7 separate regions of the Mus musculus genome follow, and all the other regions are linked to region 6. A link is a loop called in an ENCODE intact Hi-C map of the cell type or tissue named here. Cell type or tissue: heart. All regions are shown on one strand.

The links. Hi-C counts contacts between places; a loop is a spot of excess contacts. Peaks named below come from ENCODE experiments on the same cell type or tissue, not always from the same donor. Only the 100,000 strongest peaks of a DNase experiment are listed, where the experiment ranks them.
Region 1: it touches region 6 in a loop (2.5-fold over the local background); 8 of 42 quality-filtered maps call a loop at or near these places.
Region 2: a loop joins it to region 6, with 3 times the contacts of the local background. A loop is called at or near these places in 8 of 42 quality-filtered maps.
Region 3: a loop joins it to region 6, with 2.8 times the contacts of the local background. A loop is called at or near these places in 7 of 42 quality-filtered maps.
Region 4: a loop joins it to region 6, with 3.0 times the contacts of the local background. A loop is called at or near these places in 2 of 42 quality-filtered maps.
Region 5: a loop joins it to region 6, with 5 times the contacts of the local background. A loop is called at or near these places in 18 of 42 quality-filtered maps.
Region 7: a loop joins it to region 6, with 2.4 times the contacts of the local background. A loop is called at or near these places in 3 of 42 quality-filtered maps.

What each region holds. Positions count from the first base shown.
Region 1 is chr17:47,114,288-47,118,287 of GRCm38, reverse strand. No RefSeq gene overlaps it. Among named protein-coding and RNA genes, the nearest start is that of Gm41589, 23 kb to the left of the region's middle. In heart, a CTCF peak has its summit at 2,345 (motif pointing left); no DNase peak of the experiment used is centred here.
Region 2 is chr17:47,139,557-47,143,556 of GRCm38, reverse strand. Gm41589 (a long non-coding RNA gene) reads left to right here and starts at 3,858. Exons shown (of 3, transcript XR_876847.2): 1 at 3,858-4,000. It also overlaps a transcript of Trerf1 not described here. In heart, a CTCF peak has its summit at 3,720; DNase peaks (open chromatin) are centred at 2,366, 2,856, 3,116, 3,616 and 2 weaker places; H3K4me3 peaks cover 3,774 bases; H3K27ac peaks cover 3,335 bases.
Region 3 is chr17:47,088,123-47,092,122 of GRCm38, reverse strand. No RefSeq gene overlaps it. Among named protein-coding and RNA genes, the nearest start is that of Gm41589, 50 kb to the left of the region's middle. In heart, CTCF peaks have their summits at 2,147 (motif pointing right) and 2,832 (motif pointing right); no DNase peak of the experiment used is centred here.
Region 4 is chr17:47,308,864-47,312,863 of GRCm38, reverse strand. The region is part of intron 2 of Trerf1 (transcriptional regulating factor 1); the gene reads right to left. Among named protein-coding and RNA genes, the nearest start is that of Mrps10, 58 kb to the left of the region's middle. In heart, CTCF peaks have their summits at 1,287 and 2,049 (motif pointing right); a DNase peak (open chromatin) is centred at 1,513.
Region 5 is chr17:47,331,082-47,335,081 of GRCm38, reverse strand. The region is part of intron 11 of Trerf1 (transcriptional regulating factor 1); the gene reads right to left. Among named protein-coding and RNA genes, the nearest start is that of Mrps10, 36 kb to the left of the region's middle. In heart, a CTCF peak has its summit at 2,244 (motif pointing left); a DNase peak (open chromatin) is centred at 2,761.
Region 6 is chr17:47,036,849-47,040,848 of GRCm38, reverse strand. No RefSeq gene overlaps it. Among named protein-coding and RNA genes, the nearest start is that of Ubr2, 28 kb to the right of the region's middle. In heart, no CTCF peak of the experiment used is centred here; a DNase peak (open chromatin) is centred at 1,798; H3K4me3 peaks cover 413 bases; H3K27ac peaks cover 334 bases.
Region 7 is chr17:47,367,039-47,371,038 of GRCm38, reverse strand. Mrps10 (mitochondrial ribosomal protein S10) reads right to left here and starts at 2,152. Exons shown (of 7, transcript NM_001146212.1): 1 at 2,085-2,152. The coding sequence starts at 2,132. In heart, a CTCF peak has its summit at 2,231; a DNase peak (open chromatin) is centred at 2,138; H3K4me3 peaks cover 1,890 bases; H3K27ac peaks cover 1,202 bases.

The DNA of each region.
Region 1 (4,000 bases), 77 kb before region 6:
CCTGCAGATTGTTCGCCAGCCAGTTGGTCAGGTGAATTGGTGAGTTAAGCCCACGAAGAGCCTGTCTCAAAGATGATGGGGGTAGGGGCTGGAAGCCTGACTCAGCAGTTTTGAGGACGGGTTGTTCTTGGGAAGACCTGAGGTCAGCTCCCAGCACAGGCGGCTCACAAGGGCTTGATACCCTCTGCTGGCTTCAGAGTACACATGAGCTCATGTGTTCATATGCATACATACACACACACACACACACACACACACACGATAATAAAAAATAAAATTCTTTCAAAAGGGTGATTGAGGAAGACACTGGCTGTCAACCTCTGGCCTCCATGTGCACGCACTCAAACAGGAAACTCACACAAAGAAGCTACACACTGATATAGATAAGTCTACACTTGAGGTCATCACCTCCAGATCATCGTCTCCATGGTAACTGGAAGATCTAAGGATCTGGTTGGTTCATGAGAATTGTTGCTTTCTTAATACAATATTTGTATTATTTTTAATAGTTTCACATATATGGATATACATATTACATAATTTGATCATATTTACCTGACTCTCCTGCCCCTAACTCCTCCCAGATCCACCCCTCTTAATTATATGTGTTTTTACTTACTGAGTCCCATTTATGCTGCCCATAGTATTTAGAAGGTTAGACCAGAACATTCTACAGATAGTAGCCCCCCTTATCGGCAAGCGGTACATCCCAAGAACCTACTGGAATCTGCAGTCACTGGCTGCACAGCTCCCTCTGTGTGCACTGCGTTTTTCCTTCATATACTTACCTGTGATGTGGTTTAACTTACAAATTAGGCATAGTAAGAGGCTAACATAGGGGCATATATATATATATATGCTCACACCTTTAATCCAGCACTCGGGAGGCAGACAGAGCTCTGTGACTTCAAAGCCAGCCTGGTCTACACAGTGAGTACCAGGACATGGTGAGACCCCCATCTCAGAAAACAAAAGCAAACATAACAATAATAGAAACTCACACAAGCCAAGTGATGGAGCACACTTTTAATCCCAGCACTTGGGAGGCAGAGGCAGGCGAATCTCAGAGTTCGAGGCCAGCCTGGTCTACAGAGTGAGTTCCAGGACAGCCATGGCTACACTATAATGACCGTTATGTGATCTTTCTCTCAGATGTGGAGGAGCAGGCAGCATATACAGCATTAATGCTCTGGGAAGGCATGACTGACTCATGCCCTGGATGGTGTGGAGTAGGATGGAGGGAGATTTCACCATGCCACTTAAAATTAGTGGGCTGTTTGTTTGTTTGTTTTTTCTTTCTATTTTTTCTATTAATATTTTGAAGACTGCACGCATTTGTCTGAGGTATCAACTTGGACCCATGATAAGTGAGAATGCAGAGAAGGGGAGACTATGGCAAACACTGTAATGCCAACCCTTGGGAGACAGAGATAGGCAGATCTCTGTGAATTTGAGGCCAGCCTGGGCTACATAGTGAGTTCTAGGCCAGCCTGGGCTACATAGTGAGTTCTAGCACAGCCAGAGTTGCTTAGTGAGACACCTTATGGAAAAAAAAAAAAAAAAGAAAGAAAGAAAGCCGGGTGTGGTGGCGCACACCTTTAATCCCAGCACTCGGGAGGCAGAGGCAGGCGGATTTCAGAATTGGAGGCCAGCCTGATCTACAAAGTGAGTTCCTGGACAGCCAGGGCTATACAGAGAAACCCTGTCTCAAAAAAACAAAAAACAAAAAAACAAAACAACAACAACAACAAAAAAAAAAACAAAAAACAAAACAACAACAACAACAAAAAAAAAAAAAACAAAAAACAAAAAAAAAAAAAAAAAGAAAGAAAGGCACAAAAAGAAGAGGGCTACAGAGGGTGGAAGGCTATTATAGCTCAGTAACAAACGACATTCCCTTTTTAGTTTCTTCAGATGATGTCTTGTTGCCCAGGTTAGATTCAAACTCAAGTGACCCTCCCATCTCGGCCTTTCAAGTAGCCAGGAACACGAGTGTATCGTCACACCCCGGCATTCTCCTTTATCTTGGTTCACTGGTACGCTAAAAACTGTACCTCTGTGCTGGGGCCTGGGATGTAGCTCAGCTCTCAGGGTGCTTGCTAAGCATGCGTGAGGCCCTGGGTTCAAGCCTTGAACCACATCAAGTAGCACCAGGGGTTTCAGGCCCAAAGCACCAGCGCCATCTCTGACTCAGGGCCATGTGAGTCTGGAGCGATCCTAACCACCAAGGCAGAGCTGTGAAGAACACCCAGCACCCTTGCCCTCAGCTGCACGAACCCCCGTGTGAATTCTGCGAGTCTCTCAGGGTGAGCAGGGCTGATGGGACTGGGCCCGCGGCGTCCACAGCGCCCCCTGCTGTCCACTGATGCAGCTTTTATCATTCGTTCTAATGTGCTCCCCTCGGCAAACCCTGTGCTTCGGGGATCCCCTTTGAAGTAAGCTACTTCGATCCTTTCCAGAAGTTCTGGTTTTAAGAGAACCCAGCTAAGACAGCATATGTCAGAGAACTCTACCCAGGCAGGCAAGACACACACACACACACACACACACACACACACACACACACACACACGCGCGCGCGCGCGCGCGCACTGCCACCTCACATCCTGTACACCTTCCTACAAACACCGTGAGCATGGGAGCTGTGGTGGGTTAGGGAGCTGGAAGACCCTCGTGGGATGAATCTAGTGCTGTTGGAACCAGGGGAGAGGAAAACACTAGCCCACATCCTAAATGAAAATTTCTCTGTAATTTCAAAGGCCGTTGCTTCATCTTCCTGTCAATTTGATTGGATGTGGGATCTCAACACCCCTTGGCAGATCTGGGAGGGCATTTTCTGGAAGGAGTCATTGCAGGGAGGCCATGCTGGGGGGCGGGGCGGGCAGCACCTTCCAGTGCCAGGCTAGATAAAAAGGAAAACAAGTAGTGTTGATGTTGCCGGCACATCTCTGCCGCCATGCTGCCATGGAAACCCAGGTTCCCCAGCCTTCCAACAACTGAAGGACAGACTTCCAAGCCTTTAGGACTGGGACTCTGGAAGCACCCAGTCTCACAGACTCAACAGCTAAGGCTTCCTGGTCTCTCCAGTGAACAGGAGCCACTGTTGGCTAATCTAGCTGGTATCACATTCTCAGCCAATCTATTAAGTCTCCTTTGCAATATTTATTTGCACTGCATTTCTTTTATGGGTTCTGGTTTTCTAGAGAACTCTGACCAGTCAGCTGCGTACAGTAAGTCTCACGTCATGATAGACTCAAGGAAGGAAAATGCCAGAAAGCCACTTTATAAATAGGCCTTCAAAGGACAATCTTGCAAAACCAAGGCCACTGTGAAAGGTCGGGCAGTTTGTGGCTCTCTGACAGGGGAGAGTGGGGTTTTGATCCCAGCCTGTCTCTTGCCACCAAGCTGAGCACCCATGCAAAAGGTCACATCTTTAGTGCGTAAAAGCCGTCATTTCCACGCAGCCCTGTGGGCAACCAACCCCAGTCATTGGTGATTCTCTCTTTAAAAAAGAAAAAGAGAGAGCACACTAGATTTCATTCGAAGATCCAAAAACATGATTGCAAGCAATATATTCTTTATAACCGTTCGACAAAAGCCGTTTGAAAGCCCCAGGCTGTTTGTTGTAATGGAATTTTCCTCGTGTGAAAAAGTAAAGCTGGCTGTTGGGTTATTAATGGACTTTGAGCCCTTCCCCCCCCCCCCCAGCACTGAGCCCTCCGCCCACCCCCAGCACTGAGCCCTCCGCAACACCCCCCCAGCACCAAGTTGACAGCTTTAGTATCGTGTTGGCATGATTTATTCTACGAAGGCATCCCTGTTGCAGTTCTATCTTCCATCTCAAAATTGGAAGTCTTATTTTCATCCTGTTTGCTTGACATTTAATAAGATTTGAACTTGTTTGGTTGGCTTTGGTTGAGTAAGATTAAAGACTTACCCAATCTCCTCCCCACCAGGTCCACACTCTAGTCATGCCCCTCCCCCCTGTGTGTGTGTGTGT
Region 2 (4,000 bases), 100 kb before region 6:
AGCGTATACACCCAATCAGACTCAGCCAATAGCCCAGTTAAAGATAACAGCTAATTTGTTTAGCTAATGCCTAGTTGGGAACATGTGATAGGTGGCACTAAGATTTCGAACTAACTCAACTCTCAATCTGCCAAATATTAATCCCTTGATCCTGAAGCCTGATGGGAGGAAGGAGAGAAGGAAAAACGGACTGTTTATCAGTAACATAAGGGGGTGGTGGTGGTGGTGGTGGTGTTATTATTTTGTTTTGTTTTTTAACCCATTTTCCCTTTCTAAACTCAAAACCTGTTTACAGAACTCAGGAAAGCTTAACCGACTTTAGTTAACCTCGGTGTTGGGTGGTTATGCCATATCCCTACTAACCAGTTCCTGGCCAGACCCCCTGGTGCTCAAATTCTCCTGGCCAAGTTCAACTCCCCACACCAGCACCCATCAAAGTTAAAGGATCTGCAGAACCCAGTAGGCTGCGAGCCAAGAAAGCGAGCAAGGAGAGGCAAAGACTGCTGGTTTAACTAGCTAAGTGCTGGCTCCTCCAAGCATCTTGTCGGAGTGGGCTACAAAGCACACTTCCCCACAGAACTCCTTGAATGAGAAGTACCGAGGGTGCAAGCAAACGATTGTCACTGCCTGGGACAATGTAAAACTCCTTTCTTTCTTTCTTTCTTTCTTTCTTTCTTTCTTTCTTTCTTTCTTTCTTTCTATTTTTCTTCTTCTTCTTCTTTTTTTTTTTTAAATCACCTCGGCTGCCTGAGGAAAAGGCCAAGGAAACTGCTTCTCCCAGGCATGCTCTGCTGACGTCTTGGGCCATGCCTGAACTGGTCATGTTGAAGCATGACTTCCACACACTTAGCAAGACAGTCCAGGACCACGAAAGACCAAGCACTGACTACAACACAAACACTTCACTTACCAAAGCAACATTTGTCTGAGGAGTTTGACAGCAAGCTGACTCTAACCTGCCCGGAACCCCAAGGCATATTTTTTTTTCTTCTTTAACCCAAGGATGGCGGGCTGCAAGCTCCAGCCAGGCGCTGGCCAGAGGCTGCCTACCAGGTGCTGTCAGCCTGCCTCCGTGGGTAAAACCGTGCTTTGGTTTGTAATTTCTGCTTCTTCAGCCCACCAGCAGTAACTTCCCAGACTCACAGACTGAAGTTGGGGAGTGAAGAGGCAAGTTCGCCTGCTTATACACTTCTCCCACCTGGGTGGCCACACTTACTTCTGGGGACTACCCAGCCCCCACAGAGCCCGCAGACTCCCATATATACACATATGTATCATGTCAAAAACCCCAAAAGACACATCCCTAGGGTCCTGCGGTTTCTTGGCTGGAAGAATGGAGGCTTTATAATATACCAACCTTCAATTTCAAACCCACCACCGACACCCTTTAAGCTGGGGTTTGCCAGTTACACCGCCCACCTCACCCCTCCCCCTTTGCTGGGATGCTATGAGCCCGGAGAGGGAACAGGGAAGAAGGCGAGCAGGGAAAAGGCCCTGCTAACGTACTGAAAGTAAAGAGGCCTCGGGAGACTTGTCTTTCTGTGTCCCCCGCAGGCTTCCCTCCACACTCCACCCCCATCTTCTTACGGAGCATCCCTCCTCCCAACTATTTTTTTTTAAATGAAACTTAATAAGCTTTTCGCCTACCTTGGCTGTTTCGGCAACAAGTGCCTGGGCAATCCGACAAGACGACCAATCTCCACTTGGGGGGGTGAGATGGGGGGCGAGCCGAGCTGATGGAATAATTTCAATATTAATTTATGTCAGCCGCCTTCTCGCAGCTACTCATTTACAGTACTGCCCTCAGCCTGTAAACAAATATCGCTCCGCCAGGAAACATACTCCCCAGATGCAAGCCCCTCTCCCCAAGCAGGGAACCTGGCCCCTCGCCCCTCCCTCCCACAGCACGGCCCCCTCCCCCCTGAGTCCCGGGTGGGAAGCTCAGGGCTTTCTAAAGCACCAACTCACCACCTTCAGCCACCACCCCAGCAAGAAACTTACTCGGTCCGGTCTACGCCTCAACCCTCCCTCCAGGAAATCTCCTCTCCATATGTATTCAACCTCCCCGCAGGAAATCTGCTCCCCCCTCCCCCCTTCTATATACATGCACACCCCCCTCCTCCTCACGCGCCCTCCCCGGCCAGAAACTTACTAGCTAGCAAGCAAGCGTGCAGGCTCTCTCGTCCTTGGAAACTTACTCCCAGATACAGCACCAATAGCACCCCTCTTTCCCCCCTCCCCCAGGCCCTGCTCCCTTCCTTGCCCTCCAACTCCAAACTCTCCGCATCCAGCCACTCTCTCCCTCCCCGGTGGAAATTTGCAGCGCCGGGCTGCGCGCGTGCATCCACCCTCCTCCCCTCCAGGAAACTTACTCCCCATCTGCATGCACCGCCTCTCAGCCATCGCATAGAGGGAAGGGGGTGTGCTGGGGAGACAGAAATACATATGTATCTCTCGCCCCTCCCCCGGCCGCAGCCCACTCAGGGCCGAGCAGCGCTAACCTGGCCTTACCTTTTTGCATGGCCCCCTCCCCGAGCCCTCCGGATCCGCTCCCCAGCACCCCAACCCACCCCTTTTCACCCATCACCCACCCCTAGCAACCGTTCCTAAGCTCCTCTCGGCCTTTTTTTTTTTTTTTTTTTAAATCCAGGATGCAAATTCCTCCCCTGTCAGCAAATCGACTGTCAAATTATTTTCTTGCAAAAGGAGAAAGGCGGGGTGGAGTGGGGGGGGGGGTCAGAAAAGGGGGGCAGACAGGCGGGTAAAAGAGGGAGAGGGACAGAGGAGGGGAGAGATATCCCTCCGCAGAGCTGGGGCTGGCGGCGGGCGGGGAAGCAGGAAGTAAGGTGTCCAGCGCGGCGGGTTCTCCGCCGCGGCCCCCGCCCGCCGCCCCTGTCCCCCGGGGCGCCGCGCTCCGGCAGGCGCGGGCCGCCCGGTGCATTGTTCGCAGCCTTCCCCTAGCCGGTGCACGGACGACTTTTTTTTTTTCTTCTTTTCCGCGCTCCGCGTAGTGTATACGTGAGCTTGCACCTTTTGTAAGCTGGCGAGTCTCTGAACTGGAGAGGATGGGACCACGAGCCTAGGACCTGTCAGTCCCCGGAGTGTAGCAGAGACTCGGATCCCCGGAGGGGGTGGGGGACTCGAGGCCCCCTTGGAGTGGGAGGGGTGGGAGAGCAGCTTGGTGGCCGGGAAGCTGCCGCCTTCCCACTCCGGACCCATTGCAGGATTGCTTCCTGCGTCGCAGTCGCGGTTATTGTAAAAGGCGCGTTGCAAATCTAACGACTCGGGCTGGGAGATTTTTATTGTTGTTTATTTAAGGATTTGCAAAGATACCAAGATCCAGGCAGGCTGCAAAAAGGACTGTGCCTCGAACCCTCACCAACACCACCGCATCCCCCGGTCTTTCTAGGGCCTGGGGGTGCTCCCAGGAAGGGATCTGAGGGTTCTGGAGAAGCTCGCGCCTCCATCCTCTGCCCCTTGGGGGCGGGGAGCGGTCTCCATCTCCGCTGGGTCTGGGAGGGATGTTGCCTAGGAGAGAGGCGGGCAGGAGGGAGGGAGGAGAGGAGGGGGCGCGGGTGCGGCCCTGCGTCCGCCCCTCGCCGTGCGCCATGACTGTGGAACGTGGTGCCGGGGAGGAGGGCCCGCCGCCGGGGGGCCGCCCGGGGCTGCTCGGCATTGGTTGCAGAAACCCGAGCCCTGAAGTCGCTCCCCCTCCTTGGGTTTGTCTCCTCCTCCTGCTCTGCGGGGGAAAACCGCTGCACCCAAACGGAGAGCAGCTGCGAGCAAGGGGGCAGGGCGCCGGCTGGCAGGCTAGCCAAGGGTTCGATCCCCCCTGGGGCGGGGGGGGGGGGGGGGGCCGCTGGCTGGCCTCGGAAATGGAAAGGGATCTGAACAAGACCTCGTCCTGGGACTGCAGATCAGTCCAGGTGCCACGACCTTAGGCCAACATCCCCGGCATCTCCAACCATCTCCGTACTTCTTTTCTAGTCTGAGGAAACGT
Region 3 (4,000 bases), 51 kb before region 6:
GTTATACAAACTAGTCGGGAACAAGCCTAGCTCTCAGGCCTAAGCCTTCATAAATAAATATAATTCTCTGTGTTGTTATTCAGAGCCGGGGCTGGCGTAGACAGACCACACGGTTATACCGAACCATCTCCTCAGATTTAAATCTGGAGTGGAGACATCCCTAGCTGGTTGGTCTGAGGACTTTAGAGAGAGCTCAGACTTGCAGGTAGAAATTTGGAAGTTGGCCAGAGGAGATGGGTTAGCAGTTAAAAGTGCATACTTTTCTTGCAACAGACTCAAGTTTGGTTCCCAGTATCCACACTAGGAAGCCCAGGACTTCCAGTAACTCCAACTGCAGGAACTCTCTAGCCTCTTTGGGCACACACATACACACACACACATGTTGTGTGGAAATAGTGAAAAAGCAAACCGGCATATTCCTGCGCTAGTGCCACAGGATACCCATCTGGTCATCTCACACTGCGGTCCCTCTGCCCGCCAACTCTATACACACACACACACACACACACACACACACACACACACACACACACATACACCCTAGTTCTTCTCACTACCATGCAACTCCCCATGCACCCCATGATCAGCCATCTCAATACCTAATTACCTGATAGGGTCAAAACTTTTTTTTTTTTTAAGATTTATTTCTTTTATTTGTATGACTAAACTGTAGCTGTCTTCAGACATATACCAGAAGAGGGCATTACAGATGGTTGCGAGCCACCATGTGGTTGCTGGGAATTGAACTTAGAACCTCTGGAAGAGCAGCCAGTGCTCTTAACTGCTGAGCCATCTATCCAGCCCCCCAGAATTAAAACTCTTAAAGCTTACGATGATGGTTAACCAATCAAATGTATGTATCCATAAAATCACAATTTACAAGATGCCAATACAATAATTTCAGAGCCAATTAATAATGGTAAAAGCTGCCCACCTAGATTAGACAAGTTATCCCGATATTCTAACCTTTATGATATGGTAACAACCTGTGGCTGGTTATAGCCACACTGATTGACGTCCCCTGCCATCTTCCTCTCTCCGTCCTCTGAGATAGGGTTTCTCTCTGTAGCCCTGGCTGTCCTGGAATTCACTCTGTAGACTGGCCTCGAATTCACAGAGAGTCACCTACCTGCCTCTGCTTCTTAAGTGCCGGAGTCAAAGGTGTGAGCAGCCATGCCCAGCTCATTTAAAACATTAGTAACTGATTCATTTACTTTTACTTTGTGTGTTCCTGAGTATTTGCCTGCATGTATGTACATGTGGGTGCCTAGTGCCAGTGGAAGCCAGAAACATCTGTCCAATTCCCTCAGAGCTAGAGTTATAAATGGTTATGAGCTGCCCTATGGGTGCTGGGAATCCAACCTGAGAGTTCACAAAAGCAGCTAGTGCTCTTAACCACTTAGCCAGCTCTCTGACTCCTTTTCTTATATCTGTATGAATTCATTGAGAATTTCATAATGCATAAAATTTATTCTGATCAGATTTACTCTCCAACTTCTGTCAATCTGCCTTCCGACTTCCTGGCTTTGTTATTATCACAATAATTATCATTATTATTATTAATTATTATTATTACGCTATAGCCCATCATCTTAGTTGGTGTTCTGTAGCTGTGAAGAGATGCCATGACCAAGACAACTCTTCTAAAAGAAAGCGTTTAATTGGGGCTGGCTTACAGTTTCAGATGGTTCGTCCACGCATAGCGTGGTGGGAAGCAGGCAGGCATGGTGCTGGAGCAGTAGCTGAACTTTAGAACCTGATCAGCAGGCAGCAGGTGGAGAGAGACAGACAGACAGATAGACAGAGACACTTGGCCAGTGATACACTTCCTCAGTAAGGCCACATCCACTCCAACAAGATCACACCCCTTATTCTTTCCAAATAATTCCACCAACTTGGATCAAGTCTTCTAATGTTTGAGCCTATGGGGTCCATTCTTATTCAAAATACTATACCCCCTAGTCCAATTTGTGTTACTGTTCTATAAGTGAGTATGGAAAGAGAAGACAGTATTTAAAAGTAGTGTGCTGGGAGAGGAAGTGCCTAGTTTTACTGCCGGGGTGAGGGGATACCCAGGGAGGCCCCCACCCACTCAGAGGAGAAGGGGAGCCTGGGTGGGGAAAGAGTATGAGAGGGGTGACCAGCAGGGGGCGCAGTGAACAAGATGTAAAGTGAATAAGTAAAATATAAAGTTAAAATTTTAAAAATATGCAAGAAGCTATTGTGTTTGTATTTTTAAAGCTCCAAGAGTGGCAGGTGCCCTTCTGGAAGGAAATTGAGTGTGGAGGGGGTTTACTGAGGATGATCTTGGAATCAACCCCAGGGCCGAAGTAGGCAGAGACACCCCATTTGGAGCAACGTGGCTTGGAAAATTGTGTTTGCCCTTTCCTGTTAAGGCAGCCCTCACCTCCTTCCTGTGGATACGTTGGGTGCATGAACTTCCTGGAAAGATCGATTAGAAACAAGGTCAGCTCAAATCCAGTATTGGGCACCAGTACACTGGGGGCAGAGTTGTTGTTGAAGCTACCAAGGTCATCAAGAGAAAACTGCTCATCTCACGTGTACACATGATGGCACGTGGGCCCTGGAGTGCAACCTTTTAATCAAGATGAAAGCCGACTTCATTCCTCCCACTGGGACCTGGCTCCTCCCATTTCTCCAAACTCTTAAAAAGAACCCAGAAAAGGATCTTGCTTCCATTATATAGAATGTGTTCCATCCTTTTACTGTTGTTTTTAATCTACACTTTCTTTTTAAAAGATGTGCATGTGTGTGTGTGTCTTGTGTATATAGGTACATGTGTGTGCTATGCCTACAGAGGCCAGCAGAGGGCCACCGATTTCCCCCTGGAGCTGGAATTACTGTGAGTTGAGCCACCCAATGTGGTGCTGGCTGTTACTGAAATTTTATAAGTGATAATTTTTTCTTTATGCCACCTAGCTCCCAAATAAATGAGACAGAGACTTTAAGGTTTTTATGATAAGCTTTAGGGCACAATATCTGAGCAGTTATTCACCTATTTGGCTAATTTGGCTTAATCTCAGAGCTATGACAAAAATCTCCAGCCAAATCTCCATGATATTTGTATTATAGTATTGATTTGGCACTCTGTGCTCCAGGTATTTTCCCATGGTGTCTCCAGGACCCTCTCCACATAGTGAATTCTCCTCTTGTGTGTGTGTGTGTGTGTGTGTGTGTGTGTGTGTGTGTGTCTCTCTTACAATAGCCATTACAATGCTATGTCCAGATTGCAACCAGATGTGGGGGTCAGCATTTGAATAACACGAGGATAATCTTCACACAGTAACTGAAGCACTGTGCCTACAGCTAGCAATGCAACCCAGGTCCTTTGGAAGACCAGCAAGCACTCTCAAGCACTACTGAGCCCTCTCTAAAAGTGGTACGCTACCATGGTTACTACTCCATTGTTGAATGCACAACAAACCTGGACATTACTTCAGGGGACATTTCCCAGCCCCTTCTAGTAATGGGATTGAAAGCTTGACCCAGCTGTGGGAGGCGAGATAATACCATCTCCACAAAGACTTTAGCCAATGCCATGGGAAGGGACTGATCACTGCCCTGGATTCACTGTTATTCCCAGATGTGGAACTGTCAATGCCCAAACCAGGATGATCCTTTGAATGCTGGATACCTTCCTTCTATCATGGGGAGTTCAGAGGCTAAAATGGAACTTTAAAATAGTCTAACTCCAAAAGAGGGTAGCACTTAGTTGCCCAGCTTCCATGCCTCCTTGGAGACAGGCTGCCCTCACAGGAAGAAGTAAGTCCGGAGGACAGACAGTGATGTGCACCGTGATTCCTAGAGGAGCCATCACTGAGCTGGGTCTCCTGGGAGCAATCCCAGCTGAACTCTCTGGGGACCAGGGCTTTTCATTTGTAGAGGGAATGAGGGATTTCAAGGTGGTGTGCTCCACGGTGAGTCTTTCTAACTGAACAAGCAGATGAAGTCCCAAGGAGACTAAGCCCAACCCTAGCCA
Region 4 (4,000 bases), 270 kb before region 6:
GTGTGATCGTATGTGTGCAGTGTGAGTTCATGTGCATCGTATGTGTGCAGTGCCTGCTGAGGCCAGGGAGCACTGGGTCCCCTGGAGCAGGACATACAGGTGCTTTTGAGCCACCTGATGTGGGTGCTGGGAACTGAACCTGGGTCACCTGGACGTCCAACAAGGGTTCTTGAACACACAACCTTCTCTCCAGCTCCTACATTTTCCTTTTTTTTGTAGATAAAACTCTGTGTTCTTCCTATCGAGTATGAACAATGGTTTTCTGTGCTTATGTCTGGATAGATTGGGAAAGGCTGGTCCTGTTCGCATACTAGCAATAAATAATCTTCTTAGATTATTTTTAGTTATTTCTTTATATGTGCATGTGTGCTTGTGTACATATGAATGTGGGTGTTTATGGAGGCCAGAAGGCGTCAGATCCCCTGGATGCCATCATTCCCCGACCATGGGTGCTGGGAACTGAGCTAATTTTCTGGAAGAGCAGAAACTGCTCTTAAGCAGTGAGCTGTCTCTCCACGGTTTTATGTAGCCCAGGCTGGCCTTGAGCTTGTGTAGCTGAGGATTGCCTTCAGCTTCTGACTCTCTTGACTCTACCTCCTAAGTGTTGAGATTACAGGAGGGGGAACCTCAGCTTTATACAGCGTTGGGGATCAAACCCAGGGCCTGATGCAGTCAAGGCCCTAACTGAGCAGCATGCCAGCCCAGTGAGAAGTTTATTTTCAAAAAGTCATTCAGTGCCACTGTCCTGAGGTACATTTTCAATGTAATTTTACTTTTTTCTGTTTATTATTTACCTGTGGCCTGATCAATTGTGCACTATTAAAAATTAGAATCTGTAACTCAAACCAGAAGAAAGTTTAACACAGATTCATGATTCAGAAGTTGGAAAATGTAAACTTCATATATAAATTGTTACAGACAAATAGGATGGGGACCCAAATGAAAAAACTTTAAACCTAAAAAATACATTACACATAGAATTCCTGGGGGAGGTGACATATAAATAAAGTTTCAAGGAATAGCAGAAGACACAGTATGTGTGTCTATGTGTGTTGTGTGAGTATGAGTGTGTATGACTGAGTGTGTGTTTGTGTGTGTGTGTAATGAGTGAGTAGTGGGTGATGTCATAGTTTCACTTAAATATCAATATTTATAAATATCCTGGAGATCACATTGGCAAACATGATAAAAGCCATAAATGTAAACTCGAACATGAGCCAGGGGGCGAAGAATTTTACAAAAGCCAAGTTGGGTGTGGTGACACATGCCTGCAATTCCAGCCCTCAGAGCCAGGAGGATCCCGAGGGAATGAAGGCCCTTCTGGGCTACATAAGATCCTGTCTCAAAAATTGAAGACGAAGGAGTTTTACAAACTTATTTCAGGGAGGATTTTTTTTTTTTAATAAACAGAAACATCTGGAGTTGACCCTGAACTTGAGGTGGTGTGGAAAGTGAGGGGCGGTCCCTGATGACTTCTCAGAAGTTGCACAAGGGTGCTAGGAACAGGGGCAATATGTTCCAGAAGCAGTGTCCCTCATTGCTCAAAAGATAGCCCAGGCCACAGGGGAGCTGGTTAAGAGTTTACAGCCAAGAGCGTCTTGCCCAGTCCCACTGCAACAGTTAGTTCTGTCAGCTTGACACAACCCAGAGTTACCTGGAAAGAGTGTCAGCGAGGGGCTCTCTACTCTGGGTTGGCTGTGGGCATCTCCAGGGAAGTTTACCTTCATTAATTGATGTAGGAGGCCCAGCCCACTGTGGGCAGTGCCATTCCTTATGCCGGGGGCTCCTGAACTACATAAGCAGAGAGGAAATCAAGTGGAGCCCACTCATGCCAGAACAAGCAAGCATATAAGCATTTATTCCTTTCTGCTTGACTGTGGATGCGATGTGACCAGCTACCTCAGGTTCCTGCTGCTGCGACGTACCCACGGTGACGGACGACAATCTCAAATTGTGAACTAAAATGAGTTTCTCTCAAAGTTGCTCAATTTATTTTTATTTTATGTATATCTTATGCTTTCCCTACATGCATGTTTGAGCACCATGTATGTGGTGCCCGGGGAGGCCAGAAGATGGCATTGGATCCCTTGGAATTGGAATTGCATACAGATAGTTGTGAGCAGCAATATGGGTGCTGGAAATTAAACCCAGGTCCTCTAGAAGAGCAGCCGGTGTTCTTAACCACTGAGCCATCTCTCCTAGACCCATGACTTGCTTATTGTCAGGGTATTTTATCCCAGCAGCAGAAATGAAGCTGAGGCCTATCTCAAAACAGAAATTGCCTTTTATCAAAGGATCCAGCTCTGACCAGGGACTGACGTGCGTCAATCAGAAAACATTGGCCTAGCTGCATTCAGGTGAAGGCCTGAACCCACGTAAGAGTAAGCACGGAGAGACACAGGAGAACCAGCCCCTGCAATGTTCTGCCCCTCAGAGCCTGCCATCCCAATCTGAGGAGACACTCTTGTCATTTCCTCAAGCTTTCCTAGAGAAGTGCTACTTGCCCAGTCCGCAGGGCCTGAGCTCCAGGACAGCTGCCTACCACTGCCATATTCAAGGTAACTGGACCTCATCTGTTACAGATTGGCCAGCCTTCCAAGGATCCTTTCCATCGAACCTGATGTGCTCTGTTCCACAAGAGGACCTTGGCATGTGCTGTGCCTCTGTGGTGGTTTGAGTATGCCTAGGCCAGGGAGTGGCACTATTTGGAGGTGAGGCCTTGTTGGGGTAGGTGTGTCACTGTGGGCATGGGCTTTAAGATCCTCATCCTAGCTGCCTGGAAGTCAGTATTCTGCTGGCAGCTTTCAGATGAAGATGTAGAACTCTCAGCTCCTCCTGCACCATGCCTGCCCTGGATGCTGCCATGTTCCCACCTTAATGAGAATGGACTGAAACCTGTAAGCCAGTCCCAATGAAATGTTGTCCTTACAAGAATGACCATAATCATGGTGTCTGCTCACAGCAGTGAAGCCCTAACTAAGACAGGCCCCATATGAAGAGCTAGTTATCCCTCTTCGCAGCCCCCTTCCAACATGCCAATGTACCAGGTCACTTTCAGTTCTGAATCCAAACTACACATTCCTAGGCGGTCCAGCCTGACTCCAACCCCAAGTCTATCTAAGGTTCTATTACTTCTTTTAAAAAATTAATTATTGAAGTGTGTGTATTTCTGTGTGTTCCCATGGAGGCTGGAAGAGGATGCTGTATCCCCTGGAGTTGGAGTCACAACTGAGCTGCTCAGTGTGAATGCAGGGAACTAAACTTACATCTCCTGGAAGAACAGCAGGCATTGTTAAGGGCTGAGCCATTCCCCAGCCCTGACTTCCTCGATTACATTTTGTCCTCAAACTAAGTCCCTTCACACTGCCTCCTTTTCCCTTAAGCAACCTCCACTATTCACAGCTTCTCCGAACAACTTTGCTCTTATTGTTGTTTGTTGTTTGGAGACAGGCTCTCAGGTAACCCAGGTTGGCCTTGAACTCATTGTGTCACCCCAAATATCCTTGAGCTTCTGACCCTGGTGCCACCATGACCGGTTTACTCGGTCCTGTGGAATTGAACCCAGGGCCTCACATATATAAGAAAAGCAGTCTATGGTCTGAGCCACATCCCCAGCCCTCCTCTTAATACTCCCTTTAAACGATGATTTATTTGGTGTTGAAAAGATGGCTCAATGGTCAAGAATGGCTACATCTCTTGTAAAAGACCCACAGCCTGTTCTCAGGGCTCACTGCGGGCGGCTCAAAATCCCCTGTAACTACAGCCCCAGTGGCATCAGATGCCTCTGGCTTCCACGGGCACCTGCATTCCTCATGCCCACATACTCATACATAAATACACACATAATTAAAAATAAAACCTTAATTTATGGTATGTGATATATGGTGTGTGTGTGTGGTATGATGTGATTGTCACAGTGTCCATGCAGAGATTGGAGGACACCTTTGAGGAGTGTTTCTTCCACCTTTGTGAGAACTCAGGGGGGTTTGAACTCAAGTCA
Region 5 (4,000 bases), 290 kb before region 6:
GTAGCCATCTCATAATATTCCTCAGATTTGACCAACATTCTGGGCCTTGGGGGAAGAGAGTTGCCAGCTCCTCTCCGCTGCTGGAGAGGGCCAAAGAGAACGAAGGCCGAGATCAAGCAGCCAGCAATTTAAGCTGGGTGATTAAAGAACAGTCCCAGCTGCTTTCAGGTGTCCATCAAAATAGTGACGAGGTAGCGGGGTCGGAAAGCCAGCGCCGGAAGCTCTGTCACAGCAGCTCGTATGGGAAGGGGGACATTGTGCTGCCCCCTGCAATTCAAGGATGGGTGGCCCTTGGATATAATATATTCCCTCAGATGGAGCATCAGGAGACGCTGATAATGCTCACCCCCAAGCCGATCAATGAACAGTCTCTTTGACTTTAGATTGTACATTTATCAGAGTTATTGCCACTCTGCCTGGAGACGTTGGCAGGGTTACTCAGCCTTCTCAAGCCATCAGCATCTCTATGGAGGCCATACTTAACTACTGCCCCTCACTGGGCTCACTATCAGTGCTGGTGCAAAGAGCAGGGCTGAGTTCCCAGCTCTGCTTACTTTTGAGACATCCATTACTTCAAGTGTCCACAAGGCTTGCTGGGCCGTCTGCTAGGCAGGAGTCCCCATACTTGAAGGAGGAGGGGGGAAAAAAAAGACCTCTTGGGGGTGTGCCTTGAGGTTGTTGCTCTGTAATGAGGTTTTCTGTCTCAGGTCTTCAGTTGTCCAGGAAAACAGTGGGATGGTGGCTCCCTTTCTTCTCTGTGTCACTCCTACTTTGAGGCTAGTGACAGAAAGAGGATGGCACTTGTACAGTCCTAGTAAGTATGAAAAGGATAGTGCTTGTACTCACGTGTGCATGCATCCAATAGGGCATGGCACACAACACATGGCCTCCAGAGACCAGGGACTGCTCACTGGGATTGAAGCTCCATCCTTGGGTCTTAGACTGAGTTCCTGGTATAGATAAATGACATCTGAGCACTCTCCCCAGATGGCTTCACTAGGCTGTGACCAAGGTTGATTTTAGCCAGGAGATCTTCTGCTGTGCATGTGCCCTGACAGTTCTTCCTTCCGGGACAGCACGGAAGTCCAATTCTTAGTTTCCTTACCCTTGGGCACAGGTGGCCAGTTCACTGTGACCAACACTGTTTGGTCATAAATAGGTGCTCAATAGATGCTCTGTGTCTCTACAAGTCACTTGAGGCAGATCCTGTATCAGCGCAGGCGATGGGACACACATTGTTCTTCTGATGTGTGGCCTCTTATGAGGCTGCCTGGCCCTGTTGGAACTCCTTGCTTGGTTTCTCAAAGCTCTGCCTCTCTCTGTAAGATCTCTGCCACCCTCCAGGCTGGCAAATGAGGTTAGTGGGCTGACATTCCCCCAGACTTACTTGTTCCACCTGGGGATTCCTGGCTATTGGGCTATTATCAGCAGGGGCCCTAACAAGCCGATTAAGGCTAATGACAAAGAGCCTAATTAACTGGATGAAATGGGCACTAGTATAGTATCCAGAGGCAAAATGCATGGAGCTTTGGTTGCTGGGAAACGGCCCTCTGGATGGTGGCTAATTTGGGGCCAATCTACAGCAAATCCAGGCAATTAAAAACAGACATTCCTGGGGCAGAGAAAACTTGGACACAGTATCTTTTTTAGAGGGTCTCTCTGGCTTCCTTTCAGGATTAAAAAAAACCAAACCACCTTTTATTGATGTCAGTATTGTGGTTACCACAGAAAGACATGCTCGCTGTAAAAAAAAACGGGAGCCTTTATGGCAGATTTTCAATGTCACACAGAATTATCTATAGCAAGAAAAGGTCAGATTTTTTTTTTTTCTTGGAATGTAGACTGCTGCCCAAGTTTCTTCTAGGTGCAGTAAGGAGGGACGGCTTCAATCTGAGCCCATATTTTGAGTTTGTCACCAAACATATTTTGCAAATGCTATGTCAGGCGAGGCAGGAGAATGTACTGACTTAGGTATAGTAGAAATCTACTATGTAGTAAAAATAAAACAAAATAAAAGCTTCCACAGCTGTGTTCTTTGCAAAGTAATTCTAGCCAAACACAGAATTCTGTCTCCTTATTAACTTTGGGCAGCTTCCAAGACGAGCCCAGACTTTGGAAAGGGTGTCTCGGGGCTGGTGAGATGGCTCAGTGGTTAAGAGCACTGACTGCTCTTCCAAAGGTCCTGAGTTCACATCCCAGCAACCACACGGTGGCTCACAACCACCAGTAATCACATGGTGGCTCACAACCACCCATAATGAGATCTGATGCCCTCTTCTGGTACGTCTGAAGACAGCTACAGTGTACTTAATTACAATAATAAATAAATATTAAAAAAAAAAAGAAAAAAGAAAGGGTGTCTCTCGCAGGTCTTATTTGTCTTTCAAAAGTCAAGGCAGACTTTGAAGCCCCAGTGGGTACTTGTGGTTGTGGTGGGACGTGACAGGATTCTTCGCTGTACCTTGCGAAGAAGCTAGATCTAACTCAACCACCCACAATCCCCTGCGCACATCTGCATAAAAGACCTGTTCAGTGGAGATATCACCGAAGCTCCAGCTGTCTGACTACAAGCTCCACGACTCCTCCATGTACAGTACACCCCACCCCCGATGTGAGTGCTTAAGCGAAACCACTGGCGAGGGACAGTGTGTCCCCGTGTAGACTGAGCACTGGGAGGCACTGCACAGCTGTTCTCTGAGGATGCTGCCTCTGAGGATGCTGCACAGGCTCTTGAACTTTGGCAGGCTGCCTTGAGGGCTGGGCCAGACGCCCACCTTGCTCACTGGTCCTTTGCCTCATGGCATTTCTCTCCTCCTGGTCCTGAGCGAGGGAGTAGAGTGTTTCCACAGGCTTGTATCTATCTGCCTAGGACCTCTGTCTAGCTGTCTTCCCTCCAGGGAACAGCACAGCTCGGATCTGACTTCCTTCCTTAGGTGTCACAGTTAGTTTTTGCTCAACTTGGCACACATTTTGACATACCAGTGGAAGAGGGAAGCTCAACGGAAAAACTGGCTCCATCAGATTGGCCTGTGGCCATGTCTGTGAGACATTTTCTTAATTGCTAATTGACGGTGGAAGACCTGGGCGTTTGGGGATGGTGCCATTCCTGGGCTGGTGAGCCTGGACTGTGTAAGGAAGGCGACTGAAGGAGCCAGTAAGCAAGCCAATCAGCTGTGGTCCTCTATGGGCTGCCTCAGACTCTGTTTCCTGATTCCTACCTTGGCTTCCCTCAATGGTGGACTATAAGCTCTAAGTCAAATAAACTCTTTCCTTCCCTTGGTTGGTTTTAGTCTGTGTTTTATCACAGCAATGAAGACCAAACCAGACTAGGAGCCTAAAGGGAAATTCCAGGAGTCAGATGGGTCTAGTTCTCAGGCTGGAAGCCAAAAGGGAACTTGAGGGTAGGTGTTCCAACGAGGGAGAAATTGAGCTGACCGTCCAACTGGGAGTAATAGAAAGGCTCTGGGCACAAAGGCCGAGGCAGGACAGGGCTATGATGGGACAGGATTCAGTGACCCCCCCCAGGAATCATATACAGGGGGTTTCAGAGTATGGCATGGTGGCTGGGACAAAAGATGTAACGAACTCAGTTATCTCCCTTTTTTTGTTGTTGTTGTTGTTTTTGTTTTTCGAGACAGGGTTTCTCTGTGTAGCCCTGGCTATCCTGGAACTCACTCTGTAGACCAGGCTGGCCTTGAACTCAGAAATCCGCCTGTCTCTTCCCATGTCTTGATAGGCAGCTGTCAAAGATCTGGAATTGTATCTGACTTCAGGGACCAGTGTCTTCATCTGCTCACAACACTAGAATATTCTTGGAGGCTTGGCTTGTAATCACTTGGAGAAGAAGGCAACTGACTGGTAACCCCCCTCTTCGGGTCTCCAAGGGCTGAAATGATTTCAGAAAGCAAGAGTTTTTCCTAAGGTATTTGAGAGGGAAGAAGTTGGGGGAATGGATAATCTAGCAATACTCCATCCGAAAAGCTTAATGGGCCTCAGCAGA
Region 6 (4,000 bases):
CCTGGGATAGGTTCCCAGCTCCTACATGACAGGTCACAGGTTGTGACCACCTCTAGTTCCAGGGGACCTGCTGCCTTCTTCTGGGCTCCGAGGACTTGTTAGGACACTAGGCACACACAGAGCACATATGCACACATGAAGCGAACACTCATACATACAAAATAAAAATAAATAACCATGAAAGAAAGAAAACTTAAAATCCAGAGAAGTTAGGTTACTCTCCCAAAGTCAGTTAGCTAGCCAATAGGGAAACCAGGTTTAGAATACACAAATACTTATGTATGTTCACGGATGGTGGATGGGATAACACACCCCAAACCCTTCACGGTGGCTATGTCTGCCAAATGATGCTGAAGCTCTTAGGCAGTGGCTCTCACCCTTCCTAATGCTGTGACCCTTTAATACAGTGCCACACGTTGTGGCAATCCCAACCATAACATCATTTTTCTTGCTACTTCATGACTGTAATCCTGCTAAAGTCATGAGTTGTGATGTAAACATCTGACATGCAAGATATCTGATTTGCAGGACAGCTGATCTGTGAACCCTTGAAAGGGCTGTTTGTTCCCCCAAAATGGGTCATGACCCACAGGTTGAGAACCCACTGGGCTAAATTTAAAAAAAAAAAAACAAAAAACAAACAAAAAAAACTTTTCTCTTCCACTTTGTATACCAAATGAAATATAGGACTTTTATTTATATCTTAACTTCTTTCTCTCCCCCAGCCCCACCCCCTGGGCTAAGACAGAGTCTCACTGGCTATTCTGGCTGACTGGAACTCACTGTGCAAACTAGGCTGGCCTCAAACTCAGAAAGTTCTGCCTGATTCCAGAACATTCCAGGCATCACACCCTGCACATTTGAATTTCAACAGGAGACCAGATTTGCTCTTAGTGTTTACTGAGAATTTAAAAATTAAGGAAGATTAGGAATAGTGGTGCACACTTTTCATCCCAGGGCTTGGAAGACAGGGGCAGGTGGATCTCTGCACATTCCAGGCTAGCCTGGTCTACATAGGGAATTTCAGTGAGACCCTGTCTCAAGCAAGTAAAATGAAATGAAATGTTTGAGTTCGGTGTCTGAAATTCACAGTTAACTGAGTGTACATATTTGTATTTGCTAAGTCAGACAGCCCAGTCTTAGTTTGTCTTCTGTTGGCAGGGCCGGCAATTCCTTGGTTCCTCCACAATGAAATACCAATTCTCCAGGAATTCTGCCACCATCTGATAAGACTGATTCAGACATTCAAGTTACTCTAAGCTGTGGTGACATATTAACTAGGGGTAATTCAACGGCTATGCCTGAACCTCTGTCTTTGCTTTATTTTGTGTTTCATTTTATTGAATGAAAAAGAAGCTCTGTCAACTGGAAGAAATTTCAGGCGAGATCAAATTTCAGTTTGTCTCAGACTGGTCCTCCGAAGAATTCACCCTGTGCCACGCAGAGCTTCTTGTTCTCAAGTCCCTACTACTAAAAAGTAGGCATGGATCTTAACTGGCATTCTGGCTGCTGGCGTGGCACCATGGCTGGTTGCTAGAAGGGCATCCCAATATACATAGCTCGGGAGGAGAAGGACTTGATTTCCGCTTGAAGATGTCATTTTGAATTTCACTTTCTAGCTGCTTATGAAACCTAAAATAACAAAGCGACACAGAGTACTTCTGGGCTCCCAGCTGTGCCACCAGTCACAATTTTAAACAAACGCAAGCTCCATTGTTAAAGAGAGACTGCAGGCATAAGAAAGCCCAGCCCCACCGAGAAAGGCGAGCCTGAGAGGATGCCAGCCCTGGACAGGAGCGCCCCCTGCAGGCTCCCAGCAGTATCGCGGAGGAAACGGATCTGAAGAAGGCTCCAAGGTCATTTCAAACACAGTCCTAGAGAGTAGTTAGTTGTCTCTGCCTGAAGGGCCACTTGAGAGGAGGGTGAGGGTGTCCTTGCAATGAGCAGAATCAAAGGCAGAGGACCTAGTGACTTGAACTCGTACTCTACAGGGAATGCAGGACCTTCTGCTTGTGTTCAAGTCCCTGGGCAGGGTCGATGTTTGGTCCACTGACAGAATCGATATGAATGGTGAAGAATCCTGAAGTCTGGGTTAGGAATGTCATGGTACAAAGCTGTACTTGTTCTGCAGGATGATAGACAGGTGGACATGCACAGAGTAAGGGGAGGGAGAACCCTATCTCGGGATGAGTCCAAAGTGCTTCTTTCAACATCATCCCACACTTAAGATGCCAGGGATGGATCCAGGACCCTATGTTGGCTAGGCAGGCTTGTTATCAACTGACCTACATCCCTGCTGGTTCCCACACGCTGCTTTCTTTTTAAATATTTGTTTACTGCATGTTCAAGAATGTGTGAATGTGGGTACACACAGGTCACAGGGAGTGTGCACAGGTCAAAGGGAAGTTCTCAGACCTCTCCAGCTACCTTGAGGAATATAGGAATAAACTCAAATCATCAGGCATATACAAACATTTTGGCATATTTTTTTCAACCTACTTTAGTAAGGGTCCAACCTCCCCACTAGTCCACCACCCATCAGAGGTAGTGGGAAAGAAAGGTTATTAGGATATGGGGGAAGTGTACCTGTTTAGAAATAGTTCTTTGGAGCGACCCCAGTCTTTGTTGCTCTCAGTCCAGTCCACTAGCAAACACCAAACATGAACCAGCAGCTGCCGTCCAGTCCGCTCGGCAGACACCACACAGGAATCAGCAAGGGCAATTCAATTCAGAAGAAACCTTGCAGCTCACCAAGCAGTCCGAGTCTGCAGAAGCTGCAAAATCCGCAGGAACCTCACCATAAGTTCTTTGGTGAGGTTCTCTCTATGGAATCGCCACAAGCAAAGCTTGGCAATGCAATGTAAGGCAAACCAATCCATGCAGGTCGTCAGTGAAGAGCAGCAAGGCAGAGCAAAGCGAACCAATGCTTGAGCTCCCAATGTCTGGGGGTCATATTTATATTCCTTCTGAACATCATGTGTCTTTTCTTGTGTTTGCTATAGCAAAACATCCTTACGCCCTTGTCTGCTTCAGAAAAACATTCCTTCACATGCCTACTTTAACAAAATATCCTTTCACCTGTGTGCCCAGCAAAATATCATTTGACATAACTTACTTTCCAAAGAAACCAGAAGTTTCTATTCACAAACACACTTGCTCAGCCAACCCTGCTAGTCCTCCACATTCACTCAATGGCACTGGTCTGACAGAATCCCCTATTCCTGTCTCTGCGAATTATGGTTTCACTGGTGGCTAATAGGTAGATTGTATTTTACTGCTGTCCAATTTGTAGCTACAATAACTTAAGGATAGATTTATGGGGGCTGGAGATATGTCTCAATGGTTAAGAGCACTGGCTGTTCTTCCAGAGGACCTGGGTTCAATTCCCAGCACCCACATGACAGCTCACAACTGTCTGTAACTCAAAATCCAGGGCTCCTGACACTCTCATGCAGACATGCATGTAGCAAAACATCAATGAACATAGAATAAAATTAGACATATACATATATATGTGTGCCCTAACATTTTAGGGCCCTTTCAGGGCTGGGATGGCCCACTATTAAAGCACCCACCAACCAGGTGTAAAGATCTGAGTTTGAATCCCAAGAACTCACAGAGAAGCTGGGGGCAGAGGCACACTGTGTTATCTCAGTTCCCCTACAGAAGGATGAGACTGGGAGACAAGAGAACTCTTAGGGACTCAAGGGCCAGGAAGCTTAGCACACCCATTGTCTAACTTGTCTGATCCAGCCTCAAGCACAACTCACTGAGTAATCTGGAACAAAATGCATGGGTTCACAATTCACAAGAGATCAAAGTAAAAATGGAAACCCCTGTAAAATTGGCAGATAGACACAGACTACTCATCTGGGAATCAAATTATGAAAGAGGGAGGGAAGACAAAGAGGGATTTGGCTAAGTTTCCTCTTACCCGAATGACTGCTCTGATTCTGTTCTCCCACCCCCCTCCTTCCCCTCCCCTTCCACTTCCCTCCAT
Region 7 (4,000 bases), 330 kb before region 6:
GTCCGCTATGTCTGACTTCACCTCCCAAGTGCTGGCTGCGAACCATCGTGTGCAGCTTTGTTTTTTAAGGCCTTGGACATGCACAGATCTGGCTGGATAAAATTTTTCTCACAAGTGCAAACAACTCTGTCTCTAGCATTCTAATTTTTAAAAAAGTCTACATCTGTGAGTGTTTCTACATGCATGTACCTGCATGTACGAGAGTGTGGAGGCTAGAAGCTGTTGGGTGTCATTAAGGAAGGATCTCATTGGCCCCAAGTCTCAACTTTTCTTGGCTAGTCTGGAAGGCCAAAAGCTTCAGCGGACCCATGAGCCCCTGGAGCCTCCCCTTGACAGCCTGGTGCTGGCACCCGAACCCCAGACTTGTGCAAGTGCTCTTAACTACTGCAGCCCTAGCCCCTCAATTTTTTTTTTCTTTTTTTGTTTTGTTTTTCGAGAAAGGGTTTCTCTGTATAGCCCTGGCTATCCTGGAACTCACTTTGTAGACCAGGCTGGCCTCGAGCTCAGAAATCCACCTGCCTCTGCCTCTCAAGTGCTGAGATTAAAGGTGTACACCACCACCACGCCCGGCTTGATATTTTTCCTAAGGTAAGTGATTATACAAGTGTGGGCCAGGGCTGCCCATGAATTCTTAAGATACTCTCGGGAGGCCTGAAACCAAAACTCACCATGACATTACTCAAGACTTTTCTGCTCTCATTCTCCATTTGGTGTTCAGTGGAGTCTTCCAGAGCTGCGTGGGTTGTACCATCTAGTAAAAGATGGTATGCGAAAACTAACGAGAGAAAAGCTGCCTTTGCTGGAAGGCTGCGTCCCAGGCTTACTCTTCTTCAAATTTGCTTCTGCTTTGGAAAGCAGGCTTTCTAAAGTGTTAACTAACCTGGGACGATATCGAGGCTGGAGTGATGGCTCGGCAACCCTAGCAGACCACTCGAGTCCCACAGAAGGCTACAAATGGGCTTCAGTGGCAGAACCCTTGTCTGGTGTAAGCAAGGCCCTGGGTTCAATCTCTAGTATGAAAAACAAACTTTTTGGAATCTTTGATCCTTTTTTTTTTCGAGACAGGGTTTCTCTGTGTAGCCCCGGCTGTCCTGGAACTCACTTTGTAGACCAGGCTGGCCTTGAACTCAGAAATCCGCCTGCCTCTGCCTCCCGAGTGCTGGGATTAAAGGCGTGCGCCTCTTGCTTTGGCCTCTCAAGGGCTGGTATTACAGGTGTGGGCCACCACCTCTGGGTTACATGCTGCTGTGGGGCCGACAGGGCCAGCTTTAGGCATTAGGCCCTTGAGCAACCGAGCCACAGTGTCAGCTCTTCCTTTTTTAAAGAATTCGTTTATTTTGGGACAGGGCCTCAATATGCAAGCCAGGTTTTACAAGTAATGCTATTTCAGGGTCAGCCATCTGACCCAGTTCTGAGCATTATTTTCAAAACTACTAAATGACCATTGAGAAGAGTCACAAAAGTTTCAAGACCAAAGTTCTTGAGAACAGCCTGGTTTTTTTGTTTTTAATTTAAATTATTTTTGTGATAGGATCTCAATACATAACCTGGCTGTCTTCGAACCCAGAAGTTCGTCCGCCTGCCTCCTTTCCCCAGTGCTGTGATTCATGCCATGCGAACTCCAGGCAAGTTTTCCTTTTTCAAAGACCCTCTCGAGGGAGATCTGACCCATTCCCCTGACCTGGGAGCTCTCGGGTCACCTCCTCAGCCGTGGAGGCGAGCAGGGCGTCCCAGTGGGGCTGCACCGGGGCTTTATGTGACCCAGCGTTTGCTGGCTCGGTTCCTAAGAATCCGAGACCAGCGTTGTCTTCTCTGAGCTCACGGTTTCCATGGCCCTCTCTACCGTGGAGGGAGGGCTCTGAACGCGTTTTCCTCATCCTTCCTGCTCTGACGTCTTACGGTTCTCGCTCCCGTCTTGCCAATTTATGTAGGGTCCCTCGAGAGAAAAACCTGCCCTTTTCTTGTCACTTTCTAATAACTTCCTCCAACGGAGGATGACTCCGTACGGGTCGGGCAGAGGGTGGCAGCGAGACTCGACGATGACGGCGCCGTCGGCAGCCGGGACCCCACGCCCACCCCTTTACCTGCTGCAGGCGCCGGCACAGAGCCACACACGCTGCGCGCGCCGCCATCTTGGTGCCCTGATCGCCCAGGACCGCTTCCGGGGTCACAGCATTGTTCGCGAACCATAGAGTTCGAAAAGGAAAGAGTGTCTCCTGTGTTCCGACACTGAAACAACCATAGAGACGGTGCTCCTTGAATTTTTTTAAAATTATATTTTAAATTTTCTATTTTCTTATTTATTTACTTATTTATTATTCACTCATTCATTTAAGGTTTTGAGTGGATGCGTCGCTTCCGCCGTCTGGATAAACTCCCAGGTTCTATCTATACGCTGTCTATCCTAAGATCCTATTTGTCTTGGGTGGTTCTGTTTGCTTAGAGACAAACACAACAGAAATACTTGGGAAGGAAGTTGCTGCTGCTACTGAGTCCAAATTCTAACATTTTACCTTATTGCAAAAGGCGTTTCATTCTTAAACTTTGTTCACACCATCGGAATGCCAGGCTTGTTAATGGATTTTTCTAAATTGTGTTTTTCAAAATGCCTTCCCATGCAATTTAGCATAATGGAAGCTCCACACTTAGGCGCTCTGGTTTCTATTTAGGTGGGTGACTTGATCAAATTTCTTCCGTACTTTGAACCCCCTTTTTTTTTTTTTTTTTCTTTCACTTGCCAAGTAGAGATGAGAACAAATCATACTTGCAGTAGAGGATTAAATGAGATTAAAATGCTACATGATAAATGTCATCCTGAATTTGTGACATCTCTTCTACATCCTGGGCCTTAAGAGGTTGTTGGGAAAATGAATAAGGGTCAACTTAATGCGAATGAAACAAAGTATATGTCTTAGTAAGGGTTTCTATTGCTGCTACAAAACAACATGATCAAAAAGCAAGCTGGGGAGGAAAGGGTTTATTTGGCTTGCACTTCCAGATCACAGTCCATCACTGGAGGAAGTCAGGACAGGAACTCAAGCAGAGCTGGAATCTGGAGGCAGGAGCTGATGCAGAGGCCATGGAGGGGTCCTGCTTACTGGCTTGCTTCCCATGGCTTGCTCAATCTGCCTTCTAATAGAACCCAGAACTACCAACCCAGGAATGGCAGCACCCACAGTAGGCTGGGCCCTCCCCCACAGATCAGCAGTTGTGAAAATGCCTTACAGTTGGATCGTATGGAGATATGTCTTCAACTGAGGCTCCTTCCTCTCCAGTGACTCCAGCTTGGGTCAAGTTGACACACAAAACTAGCCAATACTATATCTCCATAAACCATCATGCCAATGTAAAGCTGGGTCTCCCACAAGCAGGCATTAATTCTTATTTGGCAGGCCAGAGAACTAAGCAAAGGGTAGAATGTCCAGATGGCACAACTGATGAGAGATTTATGAATATGGACCACTTTCCTGCCCCTCAGGCGGGCCTATATGTGATCTCTATATGGAAACAGAATCTTTAACTAGTGTGTGGCTGGATTTGGCTATGCCCTACCTGCACAGGCAACCCAGAAGTGTCCTCAGAATTAGCTCTGGTGGCCCCTCTCAGCCAATGATCTGTTCTGACAGTACCCCAACCTTAATCTCTTTACTACCTCTAGACTTTGCATCCATCTCTCCGTATGGTCCTTCATGATGGCTTCTCACCCAGCCTCCAGTCCTTCTGGGTGGTCTCAGCTCAGGGAGTCTACTGCACCCCTAACTAGGGAATGACTCTCACTTAGGATACCTAATCTTATGCTCACAGAAGTAATTGTATCATAATTTTAAGGTGAGGTTCAGAGCCAAGTTGACTTGGCCAACGTCATATGGTGAGGTCCAGCTGAACCCGTAGCCACCTTCACAATCCTAGTTCAAGGACTGTACTACTCTTACAGTGGGCTGTTTCTGTCTATGATGATGTTCAGTGTTGATGTCTCTTTTGGATGAGAAGACTTTAGGTA